2 separate regions of the Homo sapiens genome follow, and region 1 is linked to region 2. A link is a contact called in ENCODE Hi-C or POLR2A ChIA-PET data. All regions are on one chromosome and are shown on one strand. The core of a region is the stretch at or near the end of the contact, and the rest is flanking DNA. Distances in the headings are between cores, read along the strand shown. Region 1 holds the start of C4orf17 (chromosome 4 open reading frame 17). Region 2 has its middle 190 kb from the start of RAP1GDS1.

Region 1 (4,949 bases), core at 1,970-4,469, 1.1 Mb after region 2:
AATGTGAACCCAGATTTTGCCCCATGAAGAGAACTCTAAGGGTGTATTCACCTTTTTTGAAGAGCTTCTTTTTAATTCTTTTGAAGTTTTGAGTTACTCATATTCTTAGAGGAAGGTATGACTAACAGGAAGTCTTTGGAAAAGGCTGGGTGAGAACTGTCAAAAGGCTGCAATCAAGATATGTGCTGTGGCTTGGGTCTTCTTCTGAGGTCTTCTCCCAAGCTCTCATGGTTGTTTGCAGGTTCATTTCCTCCCAGCTTGAGAACTTGTAATGCCTTGCTTTTTTAAAGTAAGCAAGGGAGCATCTCTGATAGTGGGGAAGGCCTAAATCTTCTTTTAAAGGGCTTATCTGATTAGTTTGGGACAGACCAAAATAATCTCCTTTTGATTAACAGAGATTGATAAACTCAAAGTCATTCTGATTAGGGACTTTATATCTGTAAAATCTCTTCATCTTTGCCAGAAAATGCAAACTAATTGCAGGAGTGATATTTATCATATTAACAGGTCTACCCACACTCAAGAGAAGGCGATAACACAGAGTATGTACACCATGGGGAGGAAATCTTGGCAGCCATTGTAGAATTCTTTCTATGACACTTATGTCAGCATTTTTGTTGTACTCTGGAGATCACAGAGTGAAAAGCACCATTTTCTGTGATTGTAGATATTTGTTACAAATTCGAGACTGAAACATATGCTTTCAAAATTGACAGAACAGAATATAGGGTGGTCAAGGCACCAGACGAAATTAAATTTTATTCTTCCATTATGTTAAATTAGCATCTTTTCCTTTCCGAAATCACTTACATTGCTTTCTCATATGTTAATCAGACACCTGTGGCATTTTTATAGTAAATGCAAAGTGAGGATTTTAGGTGATCAAAATGAATAGGCCTAACTAGTTCACAGCTTTGAGATGTGGCCACACTGCTTATTCATGGAGAGAACAGAGCTTACAGAGTATCCTGCATATTTACACTTGTATCAATCAGCTTGTGCTGCCATCACAGAATACAACAGACTGAGTGGCTTCAACAACAGAAATTTATATGTTCAAAGTTCTGGAGGCTGAATGTCCAAGATCAAGGTACTGGCAGGCTTAGTTTTTGGTGAAGCCTTGTCTTAGTCAAATTGGGCTGCTATAACAAAATACCCTAGACTGGGCAGCTTAGAAACAATAGAAACTTATTTCTTACAGTTATGGAAGCTGGTAAGGTTAAGAACAAGGCACTGGCAGATTGAATGTCTGCTGAGGGGCCACTTTCTGGTGATAGATGTCCCCTTCTTCCTTTGTCCTAACATGGCCAGCTCATGCAAGGAGACAGAGAGGGCTCTGGTGTTTCTTCCTTTTCATGTAAGAACACCAGTCCTATAAGATTAGGGTCCAACCCTTATAATCTTATTTAAACTTAATCATCTCCTTGAGGGCCCCATCTGTAAATACAGTCACATTGGGGGTTAGAGATTAAGATACGAATTTGTTGGGGGACACAACTCAGTCCATAACAATTTTCAAAATATCTGTGGGCAATGAAAAACCTGTGGATTTCCTGCTTATCATGACCCCAGATAAGTTTAAAAATCACTAATTACCATTCATAAATATATGCACATATTCCAAAAAAACTTTCCATCTGTTTTCTTTGCTAAAATAATAGAGTATCCAAGGCAACAAGGATACCTGTGCTACCCTGAGCAGTGCAGCAGAGCAACCTCTGTCTTTTTGATTCTGACAAAATTAATGCAAACAAGCCAGTTGTATCATTTTTTTCCTAGTAATGAGACAGGAAAATTCCCCATGGGGCTTCATAAATGGAAAATAACATAGTTACATAGCCAAGTACATGTTTATCTCTAGTGACCCTCTCTAAGGGAAAGCACAGCACACAGAGTGTAGACTTCTCCTACCCAGAGTTAGGTATTAATGTCAGGATCTGTGGTTGAGATTGCTTTTTATAACCCGATTTATACTTTCTCCCTCTCTTGTTAGAGCCCCTGTTTTAGAATGGGGTGTCAATGTGCCCTGTTAAGAAACTACATTTTCTATCCTTTCTTGTAGCTATAAATCATCAATGCAACATAGATTATTGTCTGAGACTCATGAGAAGGCTCTTACAAAGAGAGCAGATAGCTAGCATGTGCCCTTGTCAGCCCTTACCTCCCCAACCTTCCTCTTGTTTCCTGCTTGGAGTACAGATTTGATATGTGCAAATATAGCAGCCATCTTGGATGACTGGAACTTCAGGAACCATCTTGAACAAGGGATAATTTCAAAAATGGAAGCCTAATATTAAGAAAGATGGACCTAAAACATAGATGAAGCCAAGGTCCATAATGATGCTTCATAAAGCTTCCATACCAACCCTAGATGGTTGAACTCTTCCATGTGAGGAAGAAATACACATCTATCTTACTTAGAACACTATTTCTGATCTCTGTTATTAGCTGTGTAATAAAGTTTCTCAACTGATACAAAGTGAAAACTAAAAATCTCAGAATACAAAAATTACCTTAGAAAGTCAATTAGATCTCCCATAAAATTCCCCATAAACTACAGTAAAACAGGGAGGCATAAGGCATAAGAATGGGTTATAGGCAAAGGCAATTAAACCTTTAATTCTTGGGCCAGTCAAGAAAACAGACAAATTAGGCTCTATCCTTGCATTGTTTTAAGCTAGTATTTGCCTTTCAGAAATTGTCTATATTGCTCTTAGAGATTGTAATTCAGAAATTCAAAATCATGTGTATTCTGAAAAGTCTTGTGAAGCACCGCATGTACATGTGTGTGTGTTTCTCTATGACTTCTAATTAACATTTCAATATTTTTTCATGGCTATTGAACATGTCATCAGCACAGACATCCTGACTACCAAAGCAGTATATTCCATTCACAACTATTAGAAACTCCTTAAAAGCATGTATACCTTCTCCCCGTTGGTTTTGGATTAAGCTATATTTGGTTATATCATAATTGTTCTTTAAGCAGAATTGTGGGAAAAATTATAAATTTGATTTATATTGCTCTCTGTTTTATTTTTCTTCTTTTTCTTTCTCTTGCATTGGATTTAACTCTATTATATGTCCAAAATTGAGGAAAGCCATTTGTGGCCACATGGTTTTGTCAAGTGGGTAACTGGAGGTCTGAGAAGAATAGTGGGTGAGAGGTTCTAGAACTTAGATTTTTCTAAGGAATGTTACCACGTTGCTAAGCTATGTAACATATCTTAACAACCAGGGAGCCACACAGGCTCCTTGGAGTAAGAGTGTGAGAAACTGGATGAAGACAGCTGTATTCTTTTGGAAGCGTTCGAGATTGGTCTGTCTCTACCAACTAAAAACTTCTAGCTTAAGTGCAGAGATTTAAGGAGATCAACAAAAACTCAGTCTAGACATATTATGAGGCTGGGAGGGTATCAACAGACTTGAGTTCTTGTCAGCAAGATCACCTGCTTTTAATATTGTCCTCAGGTATAATTTTAAATTCATCATTACAATAATGTTCTAAAATTTTAGGTATGATTTAGTTAATAGTCCTCAAGTTCATTCTTTTTTCAAGAGTATGTGAAAGCCAAATAAGTCTGTTTTAAGAAAATGAAATACACATTGTTTTCTTGTTGACTTTTTTTTTTTCAAAATTTAAAGTGTATCACTACCCTTTAATCTAAGAGAATTGATGTGGGACAGACACATACAGAATAACTGAATAATATCAGCTAACATTTAAGTCAATTTCATCAGGTAATAGACAAACAGACTGAAATCTAGGCAATAAAACAATTAATCTGTGGTCACTTTGCTGGTTAATGGCAAATCTGGGACCATGAATCCTATCTTTAAATTTCTGGTTTAATGTCTTTTTCACTCTCCAAATTGTCTGCTGTACTCTTTTCCCCTCAATACAAGTAAAAAGCAAATTTACTGGCTTAATTGTACAAAAGGTCCCACACCAAAAGAATGAGTAAGTCTAAAGTGTGATTTAAACAAAGAGATTAGAACTAGCTCCTCACTGTGATATTCATAAACAGCAATAAGAAAATATACTTTTTATTGCTAGATAGATATTTTCTGCATTTAATGTCTACATATATTTTACCCAACCTAGGATAATTTTAGTATTTATATATATCAAACTGAAGTTCCTGAAAACCAGATATTCTGTGGCAACAAGTCTGGGAATTTATACACCATACAGTCTAAGTATATAGCATGAAACACTTAAACATAGATTGCTTTGTTCTAAAAAGGTAGTCAACGATCTAAAAGCATCCATCCCAACAAAATCCTGAGATCAATTTCTAGAACATGAACATTTTTTGACACTGCAAATTATTCTAACCCAAAAAGTCTCTGCCATGGTTATAAATAAAATGTGTATTTCCCAATTCTGCTACGATGAATAAGATTTTCATGTAAGATAGAAAAAATACAACAAGCACCAGAAAATCATCCTTCTTAGATTTCAAAAGCATACTATTTTCAAGAAAATTTAAATAACGACTTTCTATGTTCTTAATCCAGAAATGTTCTTTCTCACATGGTTGTGAATTCACCAAGATACATAACATTATCTTTAATCTCCCAGGTCTATGACACCATAGGTGTCTAAAAATGTTAACTGTTACTCAATATTGCAAACAACAACATGGCAAAGGTTCTCTGGTTTATCATCTCCAGATACATCACTCTTTTGGATTTTTTTCCTTCTTTGGGTTTTACCATTCTCTCCGAAGATGATATACATTTTAAGATGCTGGGTTTTAAAAGTACAATATGAAGGGACTTAACTTAAAATTAATTCAATGTAAAGTGCATTTGTGAGTATTGTATTTAAAAGTCATCATTTAAATTTACTATATCAAAATTGATAATCATGTAATTTTTTTTGGTAAGTCAACAAAGTGAGCTCAAATGAAATTAAAAACAGAATATACTTTATACTTTTTACA
Region 2 (5,132 bases), core at 1,217-3,716:
AATTAGGAGGCTTATTATCTAATTCTCTTGAACATACTGGGTGAGGATATCTAGACATTAAGACATTTAGGTGAGCATTACCCTTTGTATCCAGCTGTTACTGGAATCAGTAAGCTTAAAAGCCACTTAACATTAGGACGCTATAACATTTGTATTACACAAGTGTCTATTAAAAAGCATGTAATAATATTTGGGATGAATCTTTATAGCTGTAGCCAGGAAAACTGAGGTCTTTTTTCACAGGTGTGATCTCTAACTTTGCCTATATACATATAAATAATATGCCATGTAACTTCACTCTGTCGTCCAGGCTGGAGTGCAGTGGCACGATCTTGCTCACTGCAACCTCCGCTTTCCAGGTTCAAGTGATTCTCCTGTCCCAGCCTCCCAAGTAGCTGGGATTACAGGCATGTGCTCTGACGCCTGGTTAATTTTTGTATTTTTAGTGGAGACAGGGTTTTACCATGTTGACCAGGCTGGTCTTGAACTCCTGACCTCAAGTGATCCACCCGCCTCGGCCTCCCAAAGTGTTGGGATTACAGGCGTATGTTTTATAGGTGTGTCTGACTCAAGTTATGTACTTTAAAAGGGTGATACAGTGCAAAGAGTGTGGTCTTTGGATGCTGTCTAATCTATAGTCATATCCTGGGTCTGTTACATACTAGCTGTGTGACCATAGCCAAGTTACTTAAACTCTTTGGGCCTGATTTCTCAATATGACAAGTTTAATAATCCCTACTTCCCTTAGGATTTTCATGACAATTGAACTTTTAGACGTTCAAGACAAGGTGAGATGGAATTGTGATATCTTAGGGCCTAACCTATATACTCCTCTCTCACTGCTGCAGGATTCCCAACTAAAAGGATTCAAAAAACAACCCCCAAACAGCAGACAGTATGCCTATTAATAGTTTGTAATGTAGAAACAAAATGGCTCACACCTGTAATCCCAACACTTTGGGAGGCTGAGGCGTGTAGGTCACTTGAGGTCAGGAGTTCAAGACCAGCCTGGTCAACATGGTGAAACCCTGTCTCCACTAAAAATACAAAAATTAACCAGGCATCAGGGTGCACACCTGTAATCCCAGCTACTTAGGAGGCTGGGACAGGAGAATCCCTTGAACCTGGAAAGCAGAGGTTGCAGTGAGCCGAGATCGTGCCACTGCACTCCAACCTGGATGACAGAGTGAGAGTCTGTCCCAAAATAAAAATAAAATTTTTAATGAAATTGAGCTTTTTAGCTGTAGCCACAGAGATTCTCCCTAACACTTTGAAAATGGACAATACACATCTGTCTCCTATTTATAACACTAGACAGGAACTTAATATGATGACAATTCATTTTTATATATTGGAACCAAATTATCAAACAAAACAAGCCAGGTAGGTACTGCTGCCTGCGGTTCTTCTGACCTTTGCTCTCTTGGTCTGGTGGTCTTCTCTGGTCCACTAGCAGGAGGACCAGAGAAGGTCAGCACCTCTGACCTTGACCTCCCTTCAGGGAGGTTCTGCTCAGCATCTTGGTGCTTAGTTCCTTGATGTCTAGCATAGGCATGTCAGACAGATACCTAAAACACTTAGAACTTAGGAAGGAAGGGATGATTGAATCCAATTCTAAGATGATGTGAGGAAATATTAACCAGAGGAGCTTTGACTTCAGACCCATCTTTGGAGGAACCCAAAATAGTTCCTAATTTCGGCTAAAGCCAACTATCGGTAGGTAGACAGTTCCGTTGCCCCACCCTCCCTTTTCTCAAGTTTCCAGAATGCAACCCACTCTCTACCATGCTTCTCCTACCATGACTTCCTTTTTTGTGTAGGTAAGAAAAGTAGAAGAGGTGTTAATGAATCATATTCTGCTCTTTTCACCCACACAGCCTCATCCCCTAGTACCCAGCAGAAGTTAGAGGAAGTAACACAGCAGAGTGTCCATGTAGATTCATCATATCCCAAAGTAATAACTATTAATTCCTTTGCTTCCCACTCGCCTATTTCTTGTCCTCTTGTTACCCTATCGTGATTGTGAAACACAGTGACTTCCCCTAAGCCACAACAAGTGAGAACAAGATGTTCACTGACCTGAGAAAACCATCTGACAAAAATTCATTTCCTGTTAATGAGAGAACGGCCTCGCATTTGTGTTATAATATGATCTGACAGTTAGTTCATAGAAAGCATGCTTTGTTATACCTGTGCCTAATGTCTGATGCAAAGTTTCAGAATGACCTTCTGGCATGCTTGCCCACAGCAGTTGCCCAGGGTGTATTTACATGGTTGAAGCATTGTGCCATGTGTAGCTATATCCTTTTTTCCCCCCACTTAAGAATTTCTCATGTTACTAACAACTCAAGTTTTTATAAACCTCTTTTTTAATGGCTGCCTATTTTTTGTTCTTTGTTGTGTTCTTTGTGGTTTTGAGATGAGGTCTTGCACAGGCTGGAGTGCAGTGGCGCAATCTTGACTCACCACAGCCGCAACCTGCTGGGCTCAACTGATACACCTCAGCTTCCCTAGTAGCTGGGACCACAGGCATCACTACTATGCCCGGCTATTTTTTTTTTTAAATGTTGCAGAGATGAAGTCTTGCTTTGTTGCCCAGGCTAGCCTTGAATTTCCAGACTCAAGCGATCCTCCCAAAGTGCTGGAATTATAGGCATGAGCCACCATACCCCCATGTTCTTTAATTATATGGCTGTACCAGAATCTTAACCTTTTCCTGCATCTAGACATTCAAGATATATTCTGACTTTTAAAAAACAAACCCCAAATGCTAGGTTGTGTGTGTTTTCAGATGCTAGGGTAGTTCCTCAATTAAAAACTATCTGACTTGCCAGTCCCTCTATTTTCTGCCCCTAATTCTTAAATCAAAGCCCCAATCCTTTCTTCCTCAGAGATCCTGATCAAATTTCTCAGTGAGGCAGAGCTGCCCTGCCCAGCCTCTGTGCAACCCTTCCTGATACACCCTTACTTTTCATCACCTCTTGAACACTCTGCTCCAACCAAGCCCTCCCCACTCTCCCGAGGGAACCCACAACAGCACCTCCTCCTGGGCATCCAAGCGTTACATCACTTACACCCACGCAACATCTACCACCGCCCCATTACCAAATGTATCAGAGTGCGTTCAGAGTGTATCAGAAGAGGTATAGAGCATACCTACAAGTACCTATGGAACTGATGTTTAGCTGATTGGAGTCTAATCACCTCTTAGCACTGCCATCAACTGCTAGCAACATATTTGCGCCTCTAAACAAACCTGTGAACCACCACTCTGATTTCTTCCAAGCTGATCAACACTCTCCAGGCACCACTCACATGGAGAGGGGAGGGAAGGAGTGGAGGGCCTCTTCTTCCACAAGAGTCATCATTAAACACTCTTCATGCTCTTCATGATTCTATCACCTGGCCAATCTGTTTCTTCCTCTATAGACTAGGGATGGCAAACAAACTAGGGGCCCTCACACATGTTGTTTGGGCCACATGGTTGTTGTTTTTTGTTTTGTTTTGTTTTGAGATGGAGTCTTGTTCTGTCACCCAGGCTGGAGTGCAGTGGTGCCATCTCAGCTTGCTGCAAGCTCTGCTTCCCGGGTTCACGCCATTCTCCTGCCTCAGCCTCCTGAGTAGCTGGGACTACAGGTGCCCGCCACCACGCCCAGCTAATTTTTTGTATTTTTAGTAGAGACATGGTTTCACCGTGTTAGCCAGGATGGTCTCAATCTCCTGACCTTGTGATCCGCCCGCCTCAGCCTCCCAAAGTGCTGGGATTACAGGCGTGAGTCACCGCGTCCGGCCTGGTATTTTTTAAAAAAAAAAAAAAGGAAGAAGAAAAGGAGAAAAAATGAATAGCTTTAAACATTTAAAATGTAAGTGATTTTGCATAAAAATCCATTTCTCTGGCTTTTCTTTTAAAATGAGGAGATCTGGAAACCAGGGACTCTACATTTCAGGAGAAGAGCATGTGGGTGGGGCCCCCTTTGGACAGGATATGTCTCTCTACTGGATTAGATCCCCACCTGGCCATTCACCTAAACTGCATAGCCCCTGGAAGCCTATGCATCTGTGACCCTGTGGATGGAGGCTGTCTGCTTCCAGAGCAGGAGAAAGGGAAATGGATTTTTAGGGACAGAGAACAGCACTATGGGAAAGGCCATGTTTAAGGAAGATCCAAATATTTGACCCAAGGTCATTTATATGACCTGTGCAAACTTGCACTGCCTTTAGTCCCCCAGAGAAGACTTGCCATCCTGAGAGTCAGTGACAGCTGCAGTCTGACAAGTGGCAGGAACATGAAAACAGCTGCAAGCCATGCCCAAGCCTGCACTCACCACATCCTGCTGATAGGAGGGAGCTGGTGCTGGCCCTCCTGTTCCCTCTCCTCTCACAGGGCTGGCAGCAGCTTGTGGGACTGCAGGGATTTAGAAAGTCCCTTAGCTGGATCAGGAATATAGCCCTTCTCCTCAGGCCAAAGACATCTTCATCATCATCTTTATCCCATGAGTCAGGGGATCTTATATAATATGGAAGCCTGCTCACCCAGGCTTATTGCGCTCTGCTTTTGGAGGCCTCCCTTTGGAGAATTCCTAACACAGACTCTACCTGCCAACCTCCCAGGCTAACCTGATCAACCACAATTTCCTCTTTATAGCCAACCCCACAGAAATGAGCCTCCTCATTTTAAAGGACTCATATAATTAGAAGTTCTGCTCCATTCCAGCCAAGATTCCAGTGAAAAGAAACATTCTGCTCCTAAATGTTTCAACGACAGCATGTACCGAAGAACAGCATGTTCCCTATATACCCCAGAGTGAGTAAGCCCCAGTGGGCTCAAAGAAAGACCAGATAATTCTCCTTGCCTTAAGCTAACAAGGGTTACATAGACCGGGAGCTAGAGCATGGCAATGGCAGAGGAATAGTTGCCAAACCTTGCGTTTGCTCTGGATGGCCAACCCATAGCCAAAAACATGCCAGAACTCTTACATCCCTACCATATTTGAAAAAAGAATATAGTATCAATAAGTGTTCAAAAAATGTCTTTGTGGCAAATATGAATTATTTCTTCAATATCCAGCTCTCCTTATTAACAGAACCCCGATTTTGTTCAGAGACTAGTACGTCAAGCTTCAAATAGTCCC

The links. A loop is a pair of places that touch in the nucleus more often than their neighbours do. ChIA-PET counts read pairs that join two places held with the same protein, here RNA polymerase II (POLR2A). Pooled maps may share reads with other maps.
Region 1: a pooled map shows a loop between it and region 2 (2.3-fold over the local background). The contact joins the promoter of C4orf17 here to the enhancer-like site in region 2. A Hi-C loop is called at or near these places in 2 of 50 pooled maps. POLR2A ChIA-PET finds 5 or more read pairs at or near these places in 2 of 52 experiments (PC-9 and activated CD4-positive, alpha-beta T cell).

Annotation. Positions count from the first base shown.
Region 1 is chr4:99,507,802-99,512,750 of GRCh38, forward strand. C4orf17 (chromosome 4 open reading frame 17) reads left to right here and starts at 3,220. Exons shown (of 9, transcript NM_032149.3): 1 at 3,220-3,471.
Region 2 is chr4:98,444,810-98,449,941 of GRCh38, forward strand. No RefSeq gene overlaps it. Among named protein-coding and RNA genes, the nearest start is that of RAP1GDS1, 190 kb to the left of the region's middle. Within about 2 kb of position 2,467, at least 12 of the 41 ENCODE cell types and tissues checked have a DNase peak (open chromatin) inside an H3K27ac peak, as active enhancers do.